2 separate regions of the Homo sapiens genome follow, and region 2 is linked to region 1. A link is an interaction called in ENCODE POLR2A ChIA-PET data of the cell type or tissue named here. Cell type or tissue: HepG2. All regions are shown on one strand. Each heading gives the region's core, and the rest is flanking DNA. Links, peaks and the distances in the headings are about the cores only.

The links. ChIA-PET counts read pairs that join two places held together with the same protein. Peaks named below come from ENCODE experiments on the same cell type or tissue, not always from the same donor. Only the 100,000 strongest peaks of a DNase experiment are listed, where the experiment ranks them.
Region 2: POLR2A ChIA-PET joins it to region 1 with 12 read pairs; 6 of 35 experiments call an interaction of 5 or more read pairs at or near these places.

Annotation. Positions count from the first base shown.
Region 1 is chr2:182,966,381-182,983,333 of GRCh38, forward strand. It overlaps NCKAP1 (NCK associated protein 1), which reads right to left. Exons shown (of 31, transcript NM_013436.5): 11 at 16,906-16,953; 12 at 16,441-16,547; 13 at 14,864-14,996; 14 at 12,454-12,535; 15 at 10,513-10,571; 16 at 836-981. Among named protein-coding and RNA genes, the nearest start is that of NCKAP1, 64 kb to the right of the region's middle. In HepG2, for the core only: no CTCF peak of the experiment used is centred there; DNase peaks (open chromatin) are centred at 7,291 and 7,781.
Region 2 is chr2:183,024,066-183,036,399 of GRCh38, forward strand. The region is part of intron 1 of NCKAP1 (NCK associated protein 1); the gene reads right to left. Among named protein-coding and RNA genes, the nearest start is that of NCKAP1, 8.2 kb to the right of the region's middle. In HepG2, for the core only: no CTCF peak of the experiment used is centred there; a DNase peak (open chromatin) is centred at 8,326.

The DNA of each region.
Region 1 (16,953 bases), core at 4,016-12,015:
GTTCAGGCGATTCTCCTGCTTCAAGCCTCCCAAGTAGCTGGGACTACAGGCACACACCACCACGTCCGACTAATTTTTCTATTTTCAGTAGAGATGGGGTTTCACTATGTTGACCAGGCTGGTCTCAAACTCCTGACCTCAGGTGATTCACCCACCTCGGCCTCCCAAGTGTTGGGATTATAGGCGTGAGCCACCGCGCCTGGCCACCACACTGTTTATCAATCTGATCACAACTAAGTTGACTTATTCATTCAAAGATTTATTAAATAACTACTATGACAGACACTAACAAAACAAATTATAGCCATTAAGGACCACATTTTCTGGGAGGAAGAGAGGGAAGAAAAATAAACTAAGTATAACAAAAAGACTCTAACAGAAAAAGAGAATGAAGCACAATGCAGGAGGTAGTCACCACATCATCTTCATATTAATGTTTAATTTTACATCATAGAAGTGAAGTTACCAGGCATTTAATTTCCAACACTTGCTCTATTTGACCTTGATCTACAACATTTCTTTCCCTTTAGTCTAATCATGCAAAGAAGGGCCTTAAGGTAATTTGGAGTGACTGTTTTCAACTCCTCAAAAAAATGTAAGAAATAAAAGTCACATCAGTAAGTTGCTCTTTTAGAGAATTAAAAACAGACATAAAATCCCAACTTGGTTAAACTTCTTTTTGTTGGCACATTTTAATAAAAGTCCACTATTCCCTTTATTCTTAAGGATCTATTACTGAACTGTCTTAAGGACTATGCTAACACAAAAATAATCAAGAAACATATATCGCATACTAAAACTTTCAAATCCAGATTTAGAGAAAATTACAACATACCAAAATATGGAGAGATCTGATGTTTCCACCAACATTTCCACCAAGGAATCTACCATTTTTGTATGAAAAATTATTGTATTCATCATCTTTCCAAGTTCTCTGTGATCTGCAAGGCCAAGTGAAGCCTTTGAGACACTAGTATATGCCTATAAAGTACAAAAAAAAAAAAGTAGTTCAGGTAAACATAAATGACTTCGGACTTGTCATTTTACAGGGGGAAAAGCATCACTGAAAGATACTTAAACTATCTACTGTGACACTGACAGTAACATCTACTGTGTTAGTTGTCTGTAGTGACCCTACCTTGAAATTCCTATCAAGAATTTATTTAGTAAACTGAAATACTAATGTCCATAAAACAGTGTCTAATATATGAGTCATTCACACTGAACCTCAAAGGAACTGAAGTTAAAATATCAAAAGTGTAAAACAATTAATTGTCATATTAACCATACCAAAAGAAATCTTCGACCTAATTTAAGAGACAAAACACACACAGGAAGCAATCAGATAAAACTAAGTACTGCACATGTTGATTCAATGAGGTTTTAGAGTATACTGATTCACTAAAAACTGGATCATATAATACACTGTATTAATTTGACAAATTCTAGAAAAGTACTGAAGATAGTAAAAATTGGTGTAGTTTGGCCAAAAAAGTGATAGAACTAAACGAAAATCATTAAGATAGGTTGTGGGGAAAAAAATTCTACAACTGGGATACCAAATCACAAAAAGCAGATCATGTCCATGGATAGGGCACATTTCAGAAGGGCAGAGAATAAGAATAGAAGGGATGCCTACAGAATAAGTACTGTTTGTTACGGCTAGAGTTTGAGTGCAAAGAAGAGAAGGGAAATAGTAAAACATGAGATTCAACCAGATGGTGAACAGCCTGTATACCACGTTAAAGAATTTAAACTTTTTAGTGAAGCACTAAGGGTTCTATGTGGTGGCCAGTTTTTGTTTTAGAAAGATTACTCTGTATAGTGAGGAAAATAGGGAAGCATGACTGGGAAGGGAAAGGAAGCAGAAATCTATTAGAAGGCAGTAGTGGCAATAAGACGGCATTACAATGGTCTGGTTTTGAGTAATGGTAGTTTAAAAGAGTTTACTCTGGGAAATAATTAGATATAGTGGGAAACAGAATTATAGATGATGGTCAGGATTTTGGCTGTTGGGAGATACTCCTGCATGGGTCTCATGCTCCCACACACCTTGCTGGGTATGTCAAGAAGGCAAAGCCTGAGCCACTCATTCTCTAGGCCATTTCTTAGGGTTATATTTGCAGCTATCAAATTTGAGGGATGAGGTAATGTCTCCCTTGGAACAAAGAGCAAGTATGCTTACAGCTGATGATAAAATAGAGGGTTCCTCAAATTTAGTGTTCCTTATCTGCAACACAAACAGACTGCATGCACAGAATTCATTTTGGCTCCTCTGTACCACACCTGCAGAGCTTAGGGAAATAGCAGAAATAATGCATATATGCTGATGCCTATGCTGCTTTCTGTGCAGTGAATGAAGTCTTTTGTCTTTTGTCACTGACCCAGGAGCTCCATATCTTCTTGCCAGCATCCATGAAATAGTAAGAGAGTAAATTATCACCTTGTAAGTAGGATAAAAATTAAACCTCAAACCCTACCATGGCAAGGGACCAATAGGTGGATGATGTTACTATTCAATGAGACAGTGACACCACAAAGGAGACTTTTGTATTTTGTTGTTTTTGTCTACCAGAAAAGAAGAAGGAATGAGGTAGAATGATGTCAATATTCTGATGACAAAATATACTTGACATTTATCACAAACTAAGCCTAAGGAGTTTTACTTACCATTTATCAGCTTTAGAGTATAAACAGGAATTAGCTATAGCTGTGGCCATGAATTCAATAAAGAGTTCCATTAACTGTCCCACATTTTTAAAAAGCAGAATTTATTCTTCTCATCAGAACATGGGATAGTCTCCAGGAGAGACCATATGTTAGGCCACAAAACAAAGTTCAACAAATTCAAAAAATTGAAATCATATCAAGTATCTTCTCTGACCACAGTGCAATAAAACTAGAAATCAACAAGAGGAACTTCAGAAACTAACACATGGAAATTAAACAATATGCTCCTGAACAATGTAGAAATTAAGGAAATAAAAAATTTATTGAAACACATTAAAAATAGAAACACGATATACCAAAACCTATGAAATACAGCAAAAACAGTAGTTAAGAGGAAAGTTTATAGCAATAAACACTCATATTAATAAAGTAGAAAGACCAAATAACCTAATAATGTACCTTTAACTTCGGAAACTAACATATGGAAATTAAACAATATGCTCCTGAACAATGTAGAAATTAAGGAAATAAAACATTTATTGAAAGAAATAAAAACAGAAACACGATATACCAAAACCTATGGGATACAGCAAAAGCAGTAGTAAGAGGAAAGTTTATAGCAATAAACACCTATATTAATAAAGTAGAAAGACCAAATAACCTAATAATGTACCTTAAAGAACTAGAAAAGCAAGAATAAACCAAATCCAAAGTTAGCAGAAGGAGATAAGTAATAAAGATCGGAGCAGAAATAAAGAAAATTCAGACTAAAAAGAATACAAAAGATCAACAAAATAAAAAGTTAGTTCTTTGGAAAAATAAAATTGACAAATCTTTAGCTAAATTAAGAAAAAAAGAAAGAAGACCCCAAAAAAATCAGAAATAGAAAAGGAGACATTACAACTGATACCAAAAACTTCCAAGGATTAGAGATTATGAGCAACTATATGTCAAAGAACTGGAAAACCGACATGAAATGGATACATTCCTAGACACATACATCCTACCAAGAAGAAACAGAAAACCTGAAAGGACCAGTAATAAGTAATGAGATAGAAGCAGTAATAAAAAGTCTCCCATGAGAGAAAAGCCTGGGACCTGATGGTTTCACTGCTGAATTCCAGCAAATATTTAAAGAACTAATACCAATTCTACTCAAACTGTTCCAAATAATTGAGGAGGAAGGAATACTTTCAAATACTCATTCTATGAGGCCAGCATTACCCTGATACCAAAACCAGACAAAGACACAAAACTACACGAAAAGAAACTACAGGCCATCATCACTTACGAACATAGATGCAAAAATGCTGAACAAAATACTAGCACACAGAATTCAACAACACACTGAACAGATCATGATCCAGTTAGATAAATACAAGATGGTTCAACATATGCACATAAGGACAAAACTGTATAATTTTAATAGATGCTGAAAATGCATTCAATAAAATTCAACATCTCTTCATAATAAAAACTCTTAACAAACTAGGTAGGGAAGAAAACATAGCTCTTAAAAAACTAGGTATGGAAAAAAACATACCTCTTAACAAACTAGGTATGGAAGAAAACAATAAAGGCCATAGATGATGAACCCGCAGCTAGCAATACACTGAATTGGGGAAAACTGAAAGCATTTCCTGAGATTTGGAACAATACAAGGATGCCTGCTTTCAACACTTTTATTCAACACAGGACTGGAAGTCCTGGCCAAAGCAATTAGACAAAAGACATAAATAAAAGGCATGCAAACTTGAAAAGAAGTCATCAAATTGTCCTTATCTGAAGAAAATATGATATTATATTTACAAAAACCTAAAGACTATTAAAACTGATCAACCAATTCAGTTTCATGACATAAACTCAACATACAAAAATCAGAGGCATTTCCATGTGTCAACAGCAAACACACTGAAAAAGAAATCAAGAAATCTCATTTACAATAACTACCAAAAAAAAAGCCTATGAACAAACTTAAACAAAAAGTGAAAGATCTCTACAATGAAAGCTATAAACATTGATGAAGGAAACTGAAGAAGACACAAAGAGATAAAAAGATATCGGCCGGGCGCGGTGGCTCACGCCTGTAATCCCAGCACTTTGGGAGGCCGAGGCGGGCGGATCACGAGGTCAGGAGATCGAGACCATCCCGGCTAAAACGGTGAAACCCCGTCTCTACTAAAAATACAAAAAATTAGCCGGGCGTAGTGGCGGGCGCCTGTAGTCCCAGCTACTTGGGAGGCTGAGGCAGGAGAATGGCGTGAACCCGGGAGGCGGAGCTTGCAGTGAGCCGAGATCCCACCACTGCACTCCAGCCTGGGCGACAGAGCGAGACTCCGTCTCAAAAAAAAAAAAAAAAAAAAAAAGATATCTCATGTTCATGAATTGGAAGAATTGATATTGCTAAACATACCACCCAAAGTGATCTACAGATTCAATAAACTATCTATCTAAATACCAATGACATTCTTTACAGAAACAGAAAAAATAAATCCTAAAATTCATATGGAACAAACAACAACAAAAAAAAAACTAGAAGAGCCAAATCAATCCTGAAAAGTACAATCCAAAAAGTACAAAGCAGGAGGAATCACATTACTGATCGCAAAATCTACTACAAAGCTATAGTAATCAAAACAGTATGGTGTTGGCATAAAAGCAGATACAAATATCAATGAAACGGAACACAGAACCCAGAAATAAATCCACACATTTACTATTAGCTCATTTCCAACAAAAGTGCCAAGAATATACATTGGGGAAAGGACAGTCTCTTCAATAAATTGTGCTGAGAAAACTGGATATCCACATGTAAAGGAATGAAACTAGACCTCTATCTCTCATCATACAAAAAAAATCAAATCAAAATGAATTAAAGACTTAAATGTAAGACCTGAAACTATGACACTACTAGAAGAAAACACTGGTGAAACATGCCAGAATATTGGTCTGGTCAAAGATTTCTTGAGTTAGACCTCAAAAGCCACAGTGAACAAAAGCAAAAAAATGGATAAATAGGATCACATTAAGCTAAAAAGCTCCTGCACAACAAAGAAGGAAACAATCAGCACAGTGAAGAGACAACCTATAGAATGAGAGAAAATATCTACGAACTATTCAACAGACAAGGCATTAACAATCAGAATATATAAGGAACTCAAACAGCTTAATAGCAAAAAAAAAAAAAAAAAAAAACAAAACTGATTTTAAAAATGGGCAAAAGAGCTAAACAGACATTTCTCAAAAGAAGACATACAGGTGGCCAACAGATATATTTTTAAACTGCTCCCCATCAGAGAAATGCAAATTAAAACCACAATGAGACATCATCTCACCCCAGTTAAAATGGCTATTATCAAAAAACAGAAAATAAATGCTAACGAGGATGTGGAGACAGGGGAACTCTCATATACTGCAGGTGGGAATGTGAATTAGTAGAGCCGCTATTGAAAACAGTAGTGTCTGAGGTTCCTCAAAAATTTGAAAATAGATCCAGCAATCACACTGCTGGGTATATATCCAAAAGAGAGGAAATCAACATACTGAAGAAGTATTTGCACTCCCATGTTTATTGCAGCAATATTCACAATCGTCAAGATATGGAACCCAACCCAAGTGTCTATCAATAGATAAATGGTAAATATATACACAATGGAATATTATTATGCCATAAAAAATGAAATCCTGTCTGTTGCAACAACATAGACGGAACTGGAAGAAATTATGTTAAGTGAAATAAGCCAGGCACAGAAAAACAAATGTCACATGTTCTTACTCCTAAGTGGATGCTAAATAAATTGATCTCATGGACGCAGAGAATAGTATGATGGTTATAAGAAGCTGAGTAGGGAAGGTAGGAAGTGGGAATAAAGAAGGATTGGTTAATGGGTACAAAAGTACAGTTAGGAGGAATAAGAACTAGTATAGCACAATGGGGCAACTATAGTTAATAATTTTCTGCATCTTTCAAAATAACCAGAAGAGTAGATTTGGAATGTTTCCAATATGATGATATGTGTTTGAGGTGATGAAATATTCCCACTACCCAGATTTGTTCATTATACACTGTATGCTTGTATCAAAATATCACATGTACCCCCATAAATATGTACAACTATTATGTATTCATAAAAATTTAAAATTAAAAAAATTAAATCAGAATTTAAATAACATTGTGAAAACAAATTCAGAAGAAATGGATGGTAACAAAACAAGATAATGATTTAACTGCTTGACAACAATGGGGGGAGAAACATGTTACTAAAAAAGAATAGGTTTAAGTAAAAGAATATAAACAATTTGAATAAATTAGAAGACAGACGAGAGAAGATATTTGAAAGAGCAACTAAAAATGCTTAAGGGACTGATGGAATACACAACAGAATGAGATCACTTAGGAAGTAGAAAAGAATGACAAAAATACAAAGAGAATTCTTAAGAGTAGGAAAAGGACAGAGAAAGATGAAAGTGACCTATAAAAAAGCAATGACCTTAGAACCAAACTAAATAGGACACCAGTGAAGGCACAAAGTACACTACTAAAATTCTCCCAAAGGCTTACTCTTCTGGTCTGCTCTACTCAACCACTACTGGCTATCTATAGAACTCTTCACCACTCTCTGGCCATGTGCTTTTACCTAACAATTCTTGCACTTCTACCTGAAACCAAAGGTCAGTGATCAAAGGCAGATCATTCATAGTTCTTGTGAATATTTTCCCCTTCTTACAGTAATCCTTTATACTCAAAAGTCTCTTTACTTGCTCTTTACTCATTGTTTGTCCTTTCCTTTTTCCTATTCAAAGCAATTTTAACTTGAAAAATGCTTTATCCCTTCTAAGACTGAAATTAACTGATAAACATATTCTGTCTATGACATCTCTTAATCTTTCAGATTTTCAGCTGCTATTTTTTACATTTTTTATGCTTTGTCTCCATAGCTAGATTATAAAATCCTCAAAAGATGAATGTGCTATTTTTCTACAGATTATATAATACTGCTCAGTATTTTATCTTCTGTATCCTACAGTCTAATCTGTAGGCTTGGAACTTTCACCTTTGAGCTGCTTTTCAATACCTATGTAAACCTTCTAGATTCTGGACCCTGCCTGCTACCTTGCACTTTTGTTCTCTACTTCTAGTGAACACTTCTCTGGCTTAGTGTTATGTCCCATTCTTTCCTTCCTTTGTATGCATTGTCCTGTTGTCACTAAAAAAAAAAAAAAAAAAAAAAGGGTCTGTATGCAGTAGAAAGGGTCTGAGTGACTGCATGTTCTAAACGTGGTTAACAGCAATGTTATGCATTGAATTGTATCCCCGAAGAAAAGATGTGCCTAAATCCTAACCCCCAGTACCTCAGAATGTGACCTTATTTGGAATTAGGGTCTTTCCAGAGCTAAGCACATAAAAATGAGGTCATTTGAATGGGACCTAATCAAATATAACTGGTAGCCCTATAAAAAGGGAAAATTTGAACATGAAATATGCAAAGAGGAAAAATGAAGTGAAGAAACACAGGGAGAATGCCTTTAGAGTAATGCAACTACAAGCAAGGAACAACAAAGATTACCAGCAAATCACCAGAAGCTAGGAGAGAGAGATGGAAGAGGTTCTCCCTTGCAGTCCTTGAAACAAACCAACCCTGCCAACACCTTGCTTTCAGACTGCCAGCCTTCAGAACTATGAAATAATACATTTCTATTGTTTAAGCCATCTAGTTGGTACTTTGTTATGGCAGCCCTAGGAAACTAACACAAGTAGGTATAGATTACATGAAAAAAAAATCAGATAGCTAGCTAATAATGCTCTTATAAAAATCTTAAAAAACTTTAAAAATCTACACATAGGAATAATCAGGTCTACATTCTTCATGTTCACTCAATGCTTTTTATTTTGCAGTGACTGAAAAAGGCTAAAATTCTCACATGAATAACTCAAATGTAAGGGTGCATCTGAAATGCATCTAAATCTCTAAAATTCTCTGAGCCCAAGTATTGGTTTAGGCACTCCTATAAACCCAGAACAGGAGATTGAAGCAGTTCAAGCTTTATGACAATGACTTTCAAAGTTTTAAACATGTATATCCTTTGGCAGAGGAAATTCCACTTCTTTTTTTTACAAGTTCTACTTTTGTATTGTTTCATTGCCTTTTTAAAAACAAAGAGGTGTCAATTTTAAAACTTTATTTGTAATAAGAAAATAACCTATAATATATACACATTTAACATTTTGGGATGTTGGTATTTCAAGTGTACTTCCCTGATCTCCCACTAACTGGTAAGGTATTTAATGCTTTTATTTATAAAAGTCTTCATTTCTAAAAATAAGCTCCCTAGAGAATATAGAACAAAAAAGAGAAAAGTGCTTATGCATTTTGAGGTTGGAAGGAAAGAACCTAAGAAAAGCAAAAGCACCTCAGAGTACTAAGCAGACCGCCAGAAAAGTATGGTCATCCTGAGAGTCATTCCTGAGACTGTATCCATCTAAAAATGGCTTCCACAAAAAAATACTTCTTATATTTTCTCTTTTTAATTAAACAAATAGAAATTTTATTTATTTATTTTTAACAGCAAAACAGGCCAGGCACTGTGGCTCATGCCTGTAATCCCAGCACTTTGGGAGGCTGAGGTGAGAAGATCACCGAGGCCAGGAGTCTGAGATCAGCCTGGACAACATAGCAAGATTCAGTCTCTAAAATTTTTTTTTAATTAGCTGGGTGTGGTGGCTTGCACTTATAGTCCCAGCTATTCAGGAGGCTGATGTGGGAGCACTGCCTGAACATACGAGCCTGAGGTTACAGTGAGCTATAACCATACCACTGCACTCTAGCCTGGGTGACAGGGCAAGACCCTGCCTCTAAAACATAAATAAATAAGTAAATATTTTTTTAAAAAGACAAAAATAAATAGCAAAACAGTACATAGTACTATCTAATTTACTTGTTTGAACATCTAAAAAAATATAGGCCAGTTATTAAAAGTGAGTATTTCTGGAGAATGAAACTGGGAAAGGGGCAAACTGAATGTTTTGACTTCACAATGAGTCAAATGACTATATTATCATTTAAAAATATATGGATTTTTAAAACATGCACATTATTGAGAACACTGGGCCATTTTCCCATAATTACTTAAAATATTTACAGGGCAACTAATTTTTATCATTAAGGTTACAGTATACACCAAGGTGTTAGGCTTGCATTCTTAATGCCTTTAGGAACTATTTATATGAGACATATATTAAATGAACACTCTAAGTCTAATAATATTTATTTGTTTTTCAGAAAATGGAAGTTTTTTGTACAGATCGTGGTGGTAAACTATGGCCTGTGGGCTACCTGCTTGTTTTTATAAATAGTTTTACTGGAATACAGCCATGCCCATTAAGTTATGTATTGTCTATAGGTGCTCTCACACTGCAATGGCAGAGTGCAATCATGATGACGGAGACTATATGGCTGCAAGCCTAAAATTTTTTAGCAGCTGTTTCTTTATTAGAAAAAGTTTGCTGATGCCCACAGTAGATTTTAAATATTTTCTCAGAAAAGATTTTGTGCTTTCACTTTAGAATTAAATATTTGAATCAGGATAATCAAGAGAGAGATTGGGATTTAAATTTTTAGATATTTTAAAATTATAATAATCTATTCAAAAACTCATATTGGCTTAAGTTATTAATATATTTATCCAACTTTAATAATTAGTACAAAATGTTTCTTTTATGGTTAATTATACAAAAGAAATATTTTCAATAGGTATATAACAATGAATATTTTATAGTTGTTATAAAATTTTTCATGTTAACTAAAATAACAAAACAGAATGACAATAAAAGGTTATTCTTACCTGTAACCTAAACCAATCTAATCTCATTCCTCTGAAATCAAATACTTCCCCATCTTCAACTGTAGTAATAGAAAAAAAAAAAAGATTACAAAGCAAATTAATGTTTTCACAATCTATAAGCACATTTTAAATTTTAAGAGCTAAGACAATTCTACTTCTGAGTATACCTAAAACAATTAAAGCCAAGGTCTTAAAGAGATATATGTACACCCATGTTCACAGAAGAATTATTCAAACAGTCAAAGGTAGAAGCAACTTAAATTTCCATTGATAGATGAATGAATAAACAAAATGTAGTATCTAAATACAATGGAGGCCGGGAGCAGTGTCTCATGCCTATAATCCCAGCACTTTGGGAGGCCGAGGCAGGTGGGTCACCTAAGGGTCAGGAGTTTGAGACTAGCCTGGCCAACGTAGTGAAACCCCATCTCTACTAAAAATACAAAAATTAGCTGGGTGTGGTGGTGCGTGCCTGTAGTCCCAGCTACTCGGGAGACTAAGGTGGGACAATTGCTTGAACCTGGGAGGCAGAGGTTACAGTAAGCCGAGATTGTACCACAGCACTCCAGCCTGGGCAACAGAGCGGGACTGGGTCTCAAAAATAAAATAAATAAATATCATGCACTATTATTCTGCTAAAAAAGAAAGGAAATTCTGACACATGCTACTATGGCTGAACTTGAGGACATTAAGCCTAGTGAAATTAGCCAGTCACAGCAAGACAAATACTCTGTGATTCCACTTATATGAGGTATCTAGAGCAGTCATGCTCACAGAAACAGAAAGTTGAATGGAGGTTGCCAGGGGCTAGCAGGAAAGGGAAATGGCACACTGTTGTTCAATAATCATTAAAAGAATTTGTTTTGCAAGATGAAAATGTTTTGGAGATTGGTTGTACAACAATATGAATATACTTAACACTACTGAACTATACACTCAAAAATGGTTAAGATGGTCAATTTTATGTGTATTTTACAATTAAAAAATAAAAACATTTTAAAATTAAAGAGTGAAGACAGTGAAACAATTCTCAAATCCTGTAAAGATGATGATAAAGGAGACAGTTGTGCTAAGGGAAGTAAAGGCTTTTCTCCTAAGCTCTCTGATTCTTAGTGTGCTTACATGTCAATTTACAGGAGTTTGAATAGAATTTGAGAGATCCTACGAATAGAAACTTTGGACAGCATGCTGAAGTTCCACAAAATAACTCTATATAAACCAAATATCACCAGAAAAAATTACTTTAGTTTCATTACTTAGATGTGGTAGCAATAAAGATTGAACTAAGAAAAATGTTTATACATTTATTACTCAGAAGTTTTCAAGGTTTCTGATATCCTTTATTAAAAGACTATAAAACTAAAACACACTATCGATCCACTAGAATGGAGTGTCAAATAATGGCAAGGTGATTATATGACATCAATTTTTGAGATTGACAGATTTGAGCTCAAATTCCTACTTTTGCTTAACAGCTATTAGAGCTTGGCAAATTATGTTCAGTAACTGCGAGGTTAACCCTCAAACCCAGAGTTTCCAAATCTGTCAAAAGTAATAACAGTGTTGAAAAAAGAATGTGGAGTAAATGGGATAATATATATGTAAAGTGCCTGGCACAGACTAAACATTTTATAAATGGCATTAAATATTGTTATTGGTATGCTTGGACCAAATATATGATTTGCTACAAAATGCAAATGTTTTATTGTTTTTGTTACAAAATGCTTTTTTTCCTGCTTAATAATTAGAAATATAAAACTGTAATTATTATTTTTGTAAATAGCATCACAAACCCATTTTGGAAATCTTTGCTTCAGAGAACAAAATTAAGATAAAAGATAATAGATCATTAGCCAAATTAATTGGTAAATTATCTCCTTAATAATCAAGTTTGAAAATCTAATTAGAAGAAAATATGCTTTTATTTAAAAGGCTTATTACCTTGTTTTACACTTAGGGAAGTCATAGTGTTAACAAAAGAGGACATGATGATTGATTCATCTTCAGGGCAAACAGAAAGATTCTGAAAAACAAACAAAAAGTAACGTTAAAAACATCTATAGTTGGGAAACAACTCAGGTCTATCAATTAGTGGACGGATAAACAAACTGGTATACCCATACTATGGAATATTTTTCAGTAATAAAAAAGAAATGAAATTTTAACACACACCATAACACGAATCTCAAAACCATTACATTAAGTGAAAGAAATAAAAAATAAATGATTTTGTGTTAAAAAGTAATTTTTTCATACACTATATAGGAAAATTTATATGAAAAAGTATTTTTAAGGCGAAAGTATAATGACAAACACCAGTTGCTGTCAGGGGCTTATGCAAGAATGATGAAGGTGTACCATAAGGGTGTATAAGTAAACTTTTAAAGGTGTTGGAAAAGTTCTGTCTTGAATATGGTGATGGTAATAGTTGCACAAATGCATACAGCTACCAAAATTTACAACATGCACTAAAAATGAATGATTTTTGTTGTCTGTATGTTAGGCCTCAACAAAATTAAGACCTAAAAATCCTTTTCAATCTAGCTTAAAAAATGAATATTTGATAAACTGTATTTAAAGTGGATGCTAAAAAATAAATTCCTTTTAAAAAGTGGATGCTTAGCTTACAAACAGTATAAATAAAACACATTTTTAAAACTTTATGATGCGAGTGAACTGTACACTTAAAAATCATGAAAATGGTAAATTTTGTTACATATATTTTACCACAATAAAATATTAACACCTATTGCAATCAACTATGCTAACAGGTTTACAACCTTAGTTCTAAATTTATATGCTAGCAAATGGTGAAAAACATTGTGAATATACTTTGCAACAGAAGAGGGTGGTAAAATGCTCAGGCTTTGGAGTCAAAACTTGAGTTTGACTACTGGCTTTATTACTTATGAGCTGTATTGGTGATAAGGAGCAAATTACATAAGGCATTTCTTCTTCAACAAATAATGATAACTATATCCACTCTCACAGAGGTTTTCTACAGATTTGGTAAGATACACTATCAATAAATCTGGCAATTACTAATATCAGTATGATTGCTGCTGATACTATACTATTACTATAATTCCAGAAGAAATGCTAAGAATTAATCTTCTCAGTATTAGTAAACTCCACTTTATATAAAAATAGATTAAGTAATTCAGGAATTCTGGTTTACTTTTTAAACTGTATGCTAGTATGAATAAATAATAAACAGTAACAAAAGCTTCTGGCTTATCTGTTAAGTAATAACTATTCAAATAAAATTATAGTAAGGCAATAATACCCCAGGTTTTCTGTTCCCTTTTTAAATGACCATAGAAAAGAAGTATCTGAGCTCCATCTAGTGGATAAAAGAAGAAATAAACTATAGAGTTTAGAATACTAGCTTGTAACAGCATGTAACTCAAGGTAAAAAAAATTACATGAACAATTTTTTTCCTTATTATATTTTTAGGTTGATTTGAAAAAAATGAGATCTTCAAAGTATGGTTATTTCTCTGGAAAACTAGCAGCTTTAGAGAAGTCTTTATATAAAGAGGATTCTTAACTGTTTTCTTTATACTATGTATTAGCTTACAGTCATTTGAAACATGTAATTCTATAAAGTGAAGCAAAATAAAATATTATTTCCTTAGAGTCAGTTTATTTGGAATAAAAAGTTTTTTAAATTTAAATAAAGATGAAAAATATTGAATAAATAAATTATGGAAAGCAAAAAAAGGCTAAAAACCAATTAAGGAAAAAAAATTGGACATTTAAATGGGAATGTCTATATGAAATCTTTATTTACTGGCCATCCTCTAACAATCTTCTTCAAAAAGATTTTTATTCTACTTTCCCTCTAATACTTAATTACCAATTATATTGTCTCTATCATCTCTTCTGAATCTCCATAGCTACTGCCCATGTTCAGACTCTCATCACCTCTCATCTAGCCTACTGCAGTCATTTTTCTTCTGGTCTCTCTGCCTCCTCATTTGGTTCCCAGCAATCTACCATCCACACTGAACCAGGGTGATCTTTTTAAGTAGTACACCTGATTTATGATTAACCTCCTCTTTCCCAAGGCCCTCTGTAATTTGGTTAGCGTACACCTCCATCTTCAGGATAAATAATTGTGTCTTTCCTTGTGTTCATTCTGAGCTTTATATATACTTAATGCATAACACCTATCACATTGGACTACAACTAACTGTTTCTTCCCTTCTAGGTAATGATCTCCAAAATATAAACATGATTTATCACTTGGCACATGATATTTCATAAATGCTTGTTGAACAAACAAATAAAATACTATCAAAGGTGGGAAGGAAGGAACAAAAGGGAAATAGTATGAGATAGTTTTTACCTGCACGAGTTCATTGAGGACAACAGCATCAAAGCCAGAAAGGTACTGCACGTAATACCTCTGCATTACAGGTCCGTATTTCCTCACATGTGCTCTAAGTTCTTCCATGTAAAATATTAATTCAGCAATGTGCCTTTTTTAAAATTTCAAGAAAAATATTCAAATAATAAATTCATCATTATTAAAGAATATATTCGATGCCCTTAATCTTATTTCTAAAAGTATTTTTCTTATAAAGGGCATTGTTTAATACTTAATGTCAATTACTTCCTTTTTAAATCATTTCATGAATAAAGAAATCATGGAAAGCAAGAAAAAAAGAAGAAAGAAAAAAAGTTAAAGCTAAAAATCGACAGCAGAAAATCCAAACTGAAAATAAGCAGGGCCGGGCACAGTGGCTCACGACTGTAATTACAGCACTTTGGGAGGCCAAAGCGGGCTGATCACATGAGGTCAGGGGTTCAAAACCAGCCTGGCCAACATGGTAAAATCCCATCTCTACTAAAAATACAAAAGTTAGCTGGGCATGGTGGTGGGTGTCTGTAATCCCAGCTACTTGGGAGGCTGAGACAGGAGAATCACTTGAACCCAGGAGGTTGAGGTTGCAGTAAGGCAAGATGGCATCACTGCACTCCAGCCTGGGTGACAGAGTAAAACTCCGTCTCAAAAAAAAAAAAAAAAAAAAAATTTAAATTAAAAAAATAAACAGGACATGTTATAAATACATCATCAAAAAATCTCAAATAAAAGAAGATTAGCAAGAAATAAAATTTTTCTGTATGCTCTTATTTCTCTGCTCCATTTTTCTAACTCTTATTGAGAGACTGAACTAAAATAAGACACATTTTAATGACACACTGAGTTGCAACTCTAAAAACAGGATTTTTATTTAAATGTTTTGTGTAGTAAATAGTTTTAAAAAATGAATTCCATAAGAAATATTACTGAGCATAGCAAGAAAACAAAAACTTTATCACCACAAAGCATACTACGAGAAAATAAAAGCCCTAATTTAAAACTAAATTTGACTTTGCAGTCTAATTAATATCATCTAATGATATATTACAAATATTCCAAGCTCTTCAAAATAATTTTGCTTCAAATATAAGTCTCCAGATTCCCCAGCCCACAAATCAGAATATAGATGGTGCACAACTTACAGTGATTTGGATGTACTATCTTTCTAATTTACAATGGTGCAGAAGAGATACACATTTAGTACAAATTGTACTTTGAATTTTGACTTTTTTTCCAGGCTAGCAATAGGCAGTATGATACTCTCTCATGATGCTGCCGTAGTTCCCAGTCAACTATGTGATCAGAAAGATAAACAACCTATACTCTTCAGTGTACTATGTTGCCAGATAATTTTGCCCAACTGTAGGCTAATAAAAGAGTTCTGAGCACATTGAAGGTAGGCTAGGCTAAGCTCTAATGTTCAGTAATAATAGGTGTACTAAATGAATTTCAACTTAACAATATTTTCAACTTACAATAGGTCTATCAGGACATAACCCCATTGTAAATCAAGAAGCATCTATATACAGAAAATATTTTTTTAAATGTTGCTAACTTACTTATCTATAAAGTCGTCTGCACTCTTCTTTGGCATGTTATCTGCATGACGAAGTAGCCAGATGATTTCATCACGGGCAAAGGATAATGCCATAAAAACAAAAAGTGCCTGTTTAAAAAAAAGTAAGTGTTTATTCTTATTCAAAGATTAAAAACAAAACTGGTAATCTCTTTCTATGTGAAAAGTCATTGGCAAGAAGTGATAATATCAATTCAAAAGAGTGAAGAGACTAACAGAAGAGGACACAAGAGAACCTGTAAGTATGTATGAGAGAGAGCATGCATATAAGGGAGAAGAATGCAGGGAGGTACGATGTATGAATGTCAAGTCAGCAAATTCATTCTCCACTAAATATAAAAATCCTTTTATGTAGTCCCTGACTCAAATTTCAGTAAAATTTCACTTAGAAACGTTTTTTAAAATTTTAATATGGCACAATTATTGAAATAATAATTAAATGAATTACCTTGGGACCTAGCAATCCAGGTTGATCAGAGAGGACAGTAGCCAATTC
Region 2 (12,334 bases), core at 927-8,926, 55 kb after region 1:
CTGAAATATGCAATGGGAGACAGTACAGAGATGTTCTTCTACTGAAAAAAATGCATGGAAAGTTTCGAAGCAGTTAGCGCAGAACAGCAGTGAAGGAAAAAGCTCAAACCTAAAAAAAAGAAAAAGAAAAAAAATTCTTGGTTTGAGGTAGGATTGTATTCATCTGAAGCTAATAAAATATTACAAAATTAAATATTCAGTAGAGTACTAGACATGTTTCTTTCTAAGTGTTATAAAATAAAAGCTTATGTTTAAATGTCTTTTCCAAAATGTTTTCCTCATTCACTTTAAACATTTTAATACAAGAGCCCTAGTTCAAAAGAACTGGAAGCTGCTAAAATTGTCTTTATAGTGCTAAGGTGTGTTGTCTTATTCTCTGAACATCTGAGTTACAACACTGTTTTCCATCATACCAGCAGCACTTCAAACAATGAATCTACATCTGTTCTATATATCATAAGCACAGAACAAATGGATATGTTTACGTTTTGACCGTATCAGCAGTACAGCATTCTCTGCAGTAAACTGTAAGGCACTATACAAATGTAAGGTATTATTATTAGAAAGAACTTTCTACCTGAACTATTACAATACAGAATATAATCTTGAATACTGTTCCTGTTTTATTACGTGACATTAAATTAACTGCTTGCTAGCGAGATGTTATTCCTTAGGGAATTACTAAAATTATAACATTTCTATTTAACTTCTTTTTATTGCATTTTGAAAAGGATGTGTCCTTTGGAAAGTTACATCTGTCTGCCATGTGTGAGGAAATACACTACTGCAATTTTATAGTTTTCCATTGTTTACTATGGCTATGTTGTGGATTGCAGAAAGAGAAGTTATGAAACATGAAACTGATCTGAAAGCGGGCAAGCGGGCAGAGGGAAGGTGAAAAGCTTTGCAAACCTTCCAAACTTGTCCTTGCTGGGGAAGCATTGTAATAAAAAGAGAGAAAATTACGTGTAAACAATGATTGTCAAACTATGATATACGTTTCAGAAGAAAACTTATGCACTGCAGACTATGAATAACAGAACAAGATTAGAATTATATGGTGCTACAATTTTAAAGGTATTCTAAGTAGCGAGTTTTAGTATAAAATAAATTTATAGAGTTTATACTGTTCATATAAACACTACTGTGTACGTGTACAATCAGGTCAGTTTCTTGGTGCTCTTTCTAAACCAACTTAAAATAATACTAGAAAGAAGGAAAATAAAGACTACATGCAGCTATAAAAACAGGAGCAAAACCATCAGTGAAATTTTACATACCTTAAAAAGAAACGGTAGCCGAGAATAAAAATAAATTGTTATTGGATGACTTTTGTATTTCAGCTCAAATTGTAACTATTTTTCAAACATCACCTAACTTCCTACCATGCCAAAGTATAAAAATCAATGTTAACATTCCTATATTTTCCAAATGGAAATAGGAATGCAGTAAGAAATCTCTTAATTCTCAAATATAATTAAATAAAACAAAATCTTAAGAAATTTAGAACTTCATAATCTTTAGCCAGACTGACATTACTACTATGTAAATTCCATTTCAACATCATAAATATTAAAATATATCCAACTTTCTTTGAGTAGACTATCATTTCTTTAAAATATTCTTAAAATCTTCCAATTTATATTCTTCTCCCCAAATATAATAGCTAAGAATAATAATCACATACTAAAAATTTGCCCAAACACAAATAGCTATAGATTAGCATTGCCTTACATAATCACATAATAAAAATCAAGTGTCATAAACATGCTTGAGGTAGTGCAAAATCCTAAAGTGATTCCAAATTATGTTCAGTTTTTTCATATGTGTTGTCTTTCATATTCTAACTATTGAAAAATTTAGCTATCCATTCCTCTATTAGGGACTATCACATATAATGAAAATGACAGATCACCATATCCATTTCCCACAACCACAAATTTTACTGTTTAAGAATGTAAACATATAAACAACTTCGTTGGTTGATAACCAAACAAGTATGTGTGTGCGTATGTGTGTATACACACATACACATATATAAATGAGCAGCTCTTCCTTCTTACACTGAAAACAGAAAGAACAGAATTTCATTTTGTCCAAGTCCAGTGGCTCACGCCTGTAATTCCAGAAATGGGGGCTAAGGGGCTTGAGCCAGAAGTTGGAGACCAGCCTGGACAACATAGCATGACCCTGTCTCTACAAAAAAATGTTTTAAATTAGCTTGTAGAGAAGTAAGCTCAGGGCTTTAAGAGAAAAAAAAATTATAAGGGTGTGGTGGTGCACAACTGTACTCCTAGCTACTTGGGAAGCTGAGGGAGAAGATCACTTGAGATCAGGAATTCAAGGCTACAGAGCTGTAATCACACCACTGTACCGCAGCCTGAGCCACAGAGTGAAGCTCTGTCTCTTAAAACTAAAAACTAAAAAAAAAAAAAAAAAATTCAGAAAAAAATAAAGGACTATATAATCTGCTTTCCCTGGAATTGATTTACCTTTTCCACACTGCTCAGTGGACCTTATCTAACATACTTAATTGGGAGGCAGTATGTCTCAAAGGTTAAAAACAAATATTCTGGAATAAAACTGGCTGAGTTTCAATTTTCATGACTTACTAGCCATGGGACCTGGAATATATTACAAAATATCTCCTAACCTATGTTTCTTCGTCTGTAAAATGGGGAAATTAGTACTTACCTCACAGGGTTATTATAAGGATTAGAAGAGAGATAAAGAAACCATGTAAAGCATTTAGCAAAATGATAAGCACATAAGTGCTCTAAAAATGCTAGCTGCTTTTTAATAATAGCTATAATGATGATAATAATTATCCAAGTCTAATATGAATAGTAATCATAGTAACAGTCTTTATCATAATATATATATACAACTAGCAAGTTAGTGTTAACTTCCTTATGCAACTATTAAATACAATCCCCTCTCTCAATCAAATATTTCCTTTATTCACTTTAAGCCTAAACATCTAAATACAGCCTAAATACAGCCTAAAGTCTACATTTGCTGTAACTGTACAGAGTTTAACCTAATTGTTAAGAACCTGAGTTTCAAGACAGGCTGTCCATGTTTAAAATCTTGGCACCATCACTTAGCTGTGTACCCATGAGCAAGTCATTCTATCTGTGCCTCAGTTTCTTCAACTGTTAAACAGATAATAATTACAACCTATGCTAAAAAGTTTTTATGTTCACTACATGAAAGTGTTACCTGTAGACTTTACGAGAGTATTTGGCATACCAAGAGCTCCCAAAAAATGCCAATTAAAAATAAGAGGTTAATACATACAGAAGTACTAGGCCCCATCTTATCTTTTTTCTAAAATCCACTTACTTGATTTATTTGCTTAATAACAAGAGAGACACTTGTATGGGGAATACTTAGGCAAAAAAGAAGAAGTCTATGAAAAAAATAAACTGACATGACTAAAAGTTATCAGCTAGGTAAAATATATCCTGGCAAAGAACCATAACAAATAATTCAGGTAAGAAGGCTGATTGGGCATGGTGGCTCACAACTGTAATCCTGGCACTTTGGGAGGCTCAGGTGGGAGGATCACTTGAGGACAGAAACTAGAGACCGGCCTGGGCAACATAGCAAGATCCTATCTCTACAAAAAAATTTTTAAAAAAACTTTAAGGTTTCCTACCATACTAAAACAGTATAGAAAATTCCAAATAACCAGAAGTTATAGTTTATAAAAATTCATCTTATTCCCCACCCAAACTCAAAAAACTTTCATTTTGAGGATAAGAAAATCACAACTTGCATTTTCAGAAAACAGCCTGCTATTGGTATACTTGAAATCATATATCTTTCTATTACATCTACAATATTACACAAAATTAATCCTTAACTCAAAGTTATCACCTTTTGAAGTATCAAATTTTTAAAAACTAAATACACAATTAAACTTAGTTATCAAAACATTTTAGACTAATATATTTCAGAAAGGCTTACCAGAAAGACGTAATCAAAAGATTTAACAAATTACCAATTCAATTAAACATTTGAGCACTTCTATCCCCCATACTCCCAAAAATAGAAAAAAAGGAAAGGTGAATACAGTGTAAAATGATGTCTAAATCCCTGAATTTTATAGCCCTACCAAAAAAAAAACTTTTTCAGAGAATTGACTAAAAGAGGTATTTCACTACACAGAAAGAAAACTATGCATAAAGTACAGAATTGAAAAAACAAAAACTCCCCCAAGTACCCTGTTTTACTTTATCTTGAGTCAGCATATTTTCATAAAACATAAAATACTATAATTTCAAATTTCAGAAGATCTAAAATAAATTTAAATATTTATATACTTAAATTTCCAGTTCTCAGAATTGGAACTTTATTCTCCATGAATATTCTAATTATAATATTTTAAAAGTCAGGATTATTTTATGTGACAGATAAAATTACAGTGATGTTAAAGGATACACTTAAACATAGTAATTAAAACCCTTGTCTCTTGGGTCAAGTGCATAATAGCCTATATGACCTTAGGCAAGTTGCCTAACCTCTCAGCCTCAGTTACCTAACCCATAAATTGAGGATATTATTACTACCTACTGCATAGGGTACACTGTTAAAATATTTAAAAGATAAGATACACATAAACTGTTTATTTAGGTGCCTGGCACATATGTAGTTAATAAATAAGTTCCAAATATTTTTTTAAATAAAACTTCTTTATATACATGGATACACATAGTGAGTTCTCAATTATGGAAACAAGATTTTCCATAAAAACAATTCTAGGCTGGGCTCAGTGGCTCACGCCTGTAATCCCAGCACTTTGGGAGGCCGAGGTGGGCAGATCGCGAGGTCAGGAGTTCAAGACCAGCCTAGCCAACACGGTGAAACCCCGTTTCTACTAAAAATACAAAAAAAAAAAAATAGCCAGGTATGGTCTGGCGCCTGTAATCCCAGCTACTCGGGAGGCTGAGGCAGGAGAATCGCTTGAACCCGGAAGGCGCAGGTTGCAGTGAGCCAAGATCGCGCCACTGCACTCCAGCCTGGGCAACAAGAGTGAAACTCTGTCTCAAAAGAAACAAAAAAAAAACTATAGGTCAGTAGTCAATTCAATATCTCTAAGTTCCTTTTAAAACACAAATCTGATGTTATCAGTAAAAATGAAGGACAAGGATGTTTCAGAAAACTACACAATATATTATCCGGGCCACAAAAGAAACATCTTTGATTAGAAACATCAAGCCTAGACCCTATGCCATTTTAAAGTATGACTTTAAAACACATCTTTCTGCCACTCTACCACAAACCCCCATACTGAGGCCTTTCCTCAAGCTATTACAGCATAGGATTACATACCACAGCTTAACTTTACATGGTTAATGTTACTATTTTTCCAAGAACTTACCATGATGCCAAAAAAAAAAAATACAGATTTTTAAAATTCCTCTATCTATTCACAAGAGATTAAGCAACAATCAAGACACCAAAAAAAAAAGACTGCTCAGTAGCTCACACCTGCAATCCCAGCACTTGCGGAGGCCAAGGCAGGAGAATTGCTGGAGCCCACAAGTTTGAGACCACCTTGGGCAAGAGGGAGACCCTGTCTCTACAAAATGTTTAAAAATTAGCCAAACGTGGTGGTAAATATCTGTGGTCCCAGCTACCTGGGAGGCTAAGATGGAAGGACTGCTTGAGCCAGGGAGGTTGAGTCTACAGTGAGCCCTGTTCACAACCACTGCAAACTCCAGCCTAGGCAAGAGTGAGACCCTGACTCGAAAAAAAAAAAAAAAAAAAGAGAGAGAAGGAAAAAAAACAACAAAATAATCAAGATACAAAAGATGTTGGAAGTAAAAAGAACATTTACTGTGCAATTATTGTGTGCAAAACACCTATGCTTTAGAAATTATCTAAATTATCACTCAACAGAAAGGAAAGGAGCTTCTGAAAAATTAAGTAACTTGATCAAGATTTCACAACTACTGACAGGACCTACAGAGAAATTCATACCTGATTCCAAAACACTATCTAAAAATATATGTCCCCTCCCAAAAATAATGTTTAAAAACATGCTCCACTTATTCAAAACCTCCGCTGCTTAAAACCTCAGGAAGCAGTTGCTATCACGGTAAAAATCTGATCAGTTCAATCCATTTTATTTTTTTGAGACAGCATCTTGCTATATTGCCCAGGCTGGACTTGAACTCCTGGTCTCAAGAGATCCTTCTGCCTCAGCCTCCTAAGTACCTGGGATTACAAGCACGCACTACTACTGTGCCTAGCTTCAGTTTTATTTTTTAATTTCTATTCTAACTCAGGAATAAAACACATTCCTTTGCTAAAATATGGAAGAACAATTATTTTCTAGTACAATAATTGGAAAAATGCCAAAATAGGGAAGAACAAAATGATTTTCTAGTACAATGAATTAACTGAAAAAATATGAACAAGATCTCAGGAGTCAGAGTGAGAATGCTATTCGTGAGGGCACAGAAACCAGCCCCATCTGAATAATGTCAAGGATGAGGAGAAAAATACAAAATGTGGCCAATTTAGACTCGAAAGAGGAATTTGACTTAATAACCAAGAAACACCACACGTTTTGCAAAATTGAAGGAATAAAGGGACAAAGATTCTTCCCTGAGTTTTCAACAAATTGAAATTAATACCTAGAGGAAGAATAGACGTTACCTGAAATTATGGAATGTAAAAGTAATATATACCTATGATTATTTTATGTTCCAATTTTTTAAATAATGAAAATATTACAGTATGAAAATTGTCCATAAGTACTGGAAAACTTTATATCAAGAGCAAAATAAGACTCAAATTCATCAGTAGTTAGCTTTCCGATTATTTTTTTCCTCCTGTGTTATGATGTATATTTTGGCCAACCGATCTGCTTTAAGTTAGCACTTTCCCTCTTAGGTAGGTAAAAAGAAAAGAGAGCAATCTACTGCTAGTAACTTGGATTAAGAGGCTTGATAACAAAGTATACTGAAATTATTGGAAATGCTTTCAAATTAATGTAATTTTATCAATAACTACCTCTTAATTGGAGCCAATAATTGAGATCTAAAAATATAGAAATCACAGTTATTGTCCTTTAGACACAAGTTCTGAGAAAGTCATGAACTTGAAAAACTTCAACCCATTATACACTTCAAAATTAGTGATTCAAAAAAAAGAAAAAAATTTAGTGATTCAAATGAGTTATTAATTACCATTCCATTTACAAGAAGATATATATGTCACTGTTGCCTTTAAACAGTTTTCAGCTTCCAATATACAGGATCATCTCAGTTTATGAAGCAAAGGTGTTTTTGCAGTTTTTTAAAGTATATATATTGTCATACCTTTGCGGTTAAAAAGAAATTGTTATTTAAAGGACTACTGTGGAACACATACTTCTGAAATACAAATAATTATTCTGTCTTAGCAGTAAGTAGATGTCAAACTGTATCAGGCAGTAAAATAGAATAGTGAGGAATGTTTCCTAAAAGGTAGTCTTGAGCTTAATTTAATCTGGGGGTGGGGGGGAATGAACATTTATTAAGTGTCCACTATGTTCCAAGCCCCAGAAATAGAACTAGTAACAACAGCCACCATTTCCTCAGCTCTTACGCTTGCTACAAGGCACTGTACCAATACTTCCTATGGATTCACTCATTTAATTCTCCTCTTAACCTATGAGGTTAATAAAAGCGTATTCCAAAAACGTGAGATAACTGGAATATCTATTTAAGATTACAAGAGTTAGAATCAATAAGACTAGCAAGGCTTAGAAAGCCAAAAAATACAGCTTGAAGCATAACAGAAGCTGAGAGCAAATAAGTACCATGGAGCTGGTTTTGCTAGTAGACAGCCAATGTGCAGCCTTCCAGAAATTTAGTTATAACCCAGACAACTAAATTAAATCACCACAGTTAATAATTAGCAGGAAAAGAAATTACAGGTATTTAAGAATTTACATTTCAGTTATTTCAGTAGTTAACATTGGAACAATTTCAGGGATTTTTTTCTGTTCAAGTTAAGTTTGGGTCAGGATCCAGATGTATGGAATTTGGAAAAACCTTCCAAGAGGATTCTATTATGTATCCCTGGCTAGGAACCACTGATCTCCTCACTTTGTAAGTAACCTACAGCCCAGAAATGTTAAATAACTTGTTCAAACTAAAAAAAAAGTATCAGAGCATTATCTAGAATCTAGCTCTCTCAACTCACAGAATATTCTGCAAGTACGGAAAATGTTTAGAAAATAAGTGAAGTTTAGAGGTTATATGCCTGCAAGAAGAGCATTACTATTTTATACTCTAACACAGTCATGCATTGCTTAATGTCATCAGATGATTTCATCATTGTGTGAACATCAGAGCGTACTTACATAAACCTAGATGGTATAGCCTACTATACACCCAGGGTACATGGGATATAGCCTACTGCTTTCATGCTACAAACCCGTACAATGAGAATACTGCAGGCAATTGCAACATAATGGTATGTATTTTTGTATCTAAATGTATCTAAACATAAAAAAAAACAGTAAGAATACAGTGTTATCTTATGGGACTACTGTGTATAGGCAGTCCATCATTTCAGTGTTATGTGAAATATCATTATGCAGAATGACTGTATTTTGTTATCTTTATACAGATGCTCCTCAACTTAACAATAGGGTTACATTCCAATAAACCTATCTTTAATTGAAAATATCATAAATCAGCCAGGTGCGGTAGCTTACACCTGTAATCCCAGTACTTTGGCAGGCTGAAGCGAGTGGATTGCTCGACCCCAGGAGACAGAGACCAGCCTGGGCAACACGGTGAAACCCCAACTCTATCAAAAAAAATACAAAAATTAGCCTGGCATGGTGGCATGTGCCTATAGTCCCAGCTACTCAGAAGGCTGAGGTGGGAGGATCGCCTGAGCCAGGAGGCAGAGGCTGCAGTGAGCTGAGATCGTGCCATTGTACTCCAGCTTGTATGACAGAGCTAGACCCTGTCTCCAAAAAAAGAGAAGAAATGCATTTAACACACCTAACCTACCTAACATCATAGTTTAGCCTAGCCTACCTTAAACACTTACATTAGACTACAGTTGAGTAAATTATCTGGTAATACAGTACACTGCAGAGTATCAGATCACAAGAAAGTATCATACCACTTCCTACTGCATGCCATAGCTTTTGTGCCAACAAGAAGTCAACAAATTGTTAAGTCAAACCATCACAAGTTGGGGACCCTCTGTATATCCTACTGAATAAAAACTCTGCAATCTGAAATAGTAACTAGTTAGTTTCTGTCACTGGCTGCCTGAAGTTTCTATTCATACTTCAAAACCAAGTACAAATGTGACTCTCCTCTTTACCATCTCTCCCAGATTATAATCCTTAATTCCCTTCTCAAGACTCCGACAATCCTACTTACACACTGCATTTTAGTTAAATATCTATACATCTCTCTCCCCACTAAGACACTAATTTCTTGGCACTAGAGACTTCATCTTAATTTACCTCTATTTCCCTCATGCCAGGGAACACATTCAATAAACGAAGAGTAAATGAATAAATTAAAAGGGAAAACCTCAATATTTGAGAGTAACTGAAAGAATAGCTCATATGATGGCTTATAAAACAGTTTTAAAGATGCAATTTTATTACTATCTAAAATAGTCAACTATGCAATAACAAAGCATTTTCCAGTATGGGTTCTTCTACTTAAAACAAGAGAATCATTTCAAACTGGCACATATACAACCCTACTTACAAACTAACAATTCAGTAGCTTATAAAGTTATAAAGATGGGCAGACAGTGAATTTTTGAAGTCACTCATTTATGTTATGTTTGAGTTTTTGACAATAAACATATATTCCTCTGGTAATCATTAAAAAATTTTAAAGTTACTTAACAATTCCATAAAGGAAACAAAAGATGGATTATTTATCATTGCTACTTAAAAATTAAAAATAATTATTTTCCTAAGCATCTCTGGAACACGCTTCTGCATCTGATTGACCAAAAGAGAAAATAACACCCTAAGTGGAAACAAATACAATACTGAAAGGGAAGACTAAAACCAGTTCCCCTCCCTTTACCCTGCACTGCTCCCTTCACAAACATCTTTTCTTCCCCCACTAAATAAGCAGATACTGGCTAAAGACTTTCAATTTTACAATGCTAGTCCTGTTAAACTTTTCCTTAGAAAATAAATTTATCCAAAATAATGAGAAAAGGATAGGGAAAAAAAGAAAAATATTCCTCTAATGTTTTTAAAGAAGTAAAACTGCATTTAAACCACCACAATACTCCACTTTAAAAAGTTTGTAATAGTTGTATGGGTTTTTTTTTTTTTCTCATTCTCTGACCTTTACAGTACAGGCAGAAATTTAACAGGAGGAAAAGACGCAAGTATTAACTAAGATCTTTTTAATACAGAGATTAATCTCATGTTGGTAATGGTGGAGGAAAAGAAAGGAGAAGGAAAAAAAGAAGAGAGTAAACCACACACACAAAAATTTAACTGAGCAAAATGTTTTCTTTGGGTATTTGGCAGTTTTGTTGAACAGTTATACAATTTCAGAAAAACAATGTTGCCCAAAAGAGATGCTCAGATTCCTAAATACTATTTTCACATATTACCATCCTCTACCTTCAGAAGCAATTCTGTGAAGTATGTAGGGCAGGCATTATGCTCCCTACATTACAGAAAACTAAACTGAGTTCAGTTATTGTTTAAAATGAAACATAATTTCTACTCTACTACTTCACCATAAAATCATAAAGATAGAGCTGGAATAGACTTTAGTGTTCCTTTTACAGTTAATTTTCCCCATTTTACAGATGAGGAAAAGTGAAGCTCAAGAAAGTCAAATTACTAACCAATGTTAGAGAACTCTCAGTGACAGAATGAAGATTGGAATGCAAGTCTCTTAACTTCTGGCCCAGTGCTCTTAATCCCACCACCACACAAGTTGCCATGCTGGAACCTTTAAAAATGTTACAAATCTCTACATGAGTGAGTCACATTATTAGGTCTGCAAAAGGGAAACCATATATTTAAAAACAAAAAAAAAGGAATTAAGCAACAAATAAATTTAAATGTAAAGCTACCAACAACCTTCAAGTCTTTTCCCTAAAATCCGCTTTTATGTGTTCCTACATCCTCCGTCAAACTACAAGTTCCCTAAAATTCCCATAAATTGTAAATATTAAGATCTCAAAATTTTTGACTGATGAAATTAAAAAAAAAAAACATTCTTCAGTAATCATGCTCCAACTTCCCTAATAAGCGCCAAAGCATATTACTGACAATAATAAGTTATTTTACTTAACTATTTTTCATTGTATATGTTCACTAAAATATCATTTCCACTGTATACTTCCAATTGAAACAGAGTAATTAGATCTGGTAGACAATCTAATGCACATGCATTAATGAAAATGTGATAATTGATTGGCAAACATGTATTATGAGGTGGAAGGTTTTTTTTTTAAGACTAGAAGAGGTTGAGATTGAAAAGAGTATGTGGTTTATAATGCAGTAAGAATGCAGACAGCATGAACCTAATAAACACATGGTGAACAGATCTTACTCACTTCTTTGGCAAGATATTTGAACAAATGTTTCAATTCCTAGCCAGCTGGGAAGATATGCCAGACTCACAGACAATTCTATAGGCTGAAAGATCCAAAATCTTATCTGATTCATTTACATGCAAAATTACACAAAGGGAGCAAACCCAAGGGTATTATTATTAAAACTAGAGCACACAGGTTTTGAGAGAGAGGAGGGAAGTAATTCATTCATTTCAACCTGGCCTAACTGAAGGCCTCGAGTATCAGATAAGGCCCTAAATACTCTAGTATTTCAAAAATTACACTGTCCCTGCCCAGAGAAAATTCACACTCAAGCAAGGTAAGCAATGTATTTCTTAAGAAACTAAAAATATAAGGCAAGTGCTAAAATATGACGTTTCAATAAATCAAAATATTTGACATGGATATAATAATGATCACATTCAATGCATTTTAACTTTCACAAGTTCAATAATACAAGAGGCTGAAGCTTCCCAAAACAGGAAGTGAAAAAAACAGTGCTTTTGAGAAAAGGCAATGAACTGGAATTATTAGAGTTCAAATGCCCAGAATTTCATTTAATCTTATTTATGAAGGTGGGATATTAAAGTTTGATTGCATTTATCCTACAAAAATGTTTAATAAATGCTTAGAAAAGGTATTTTGCCCAAATACCCAAATCACTTTTGATGTTACTCTCACTTCCTCTTTTAGAAACCATCATAACCATTTCCTTTAAACCACAATACCACAGGTCTAGTAACTTTTATAATATTTGACT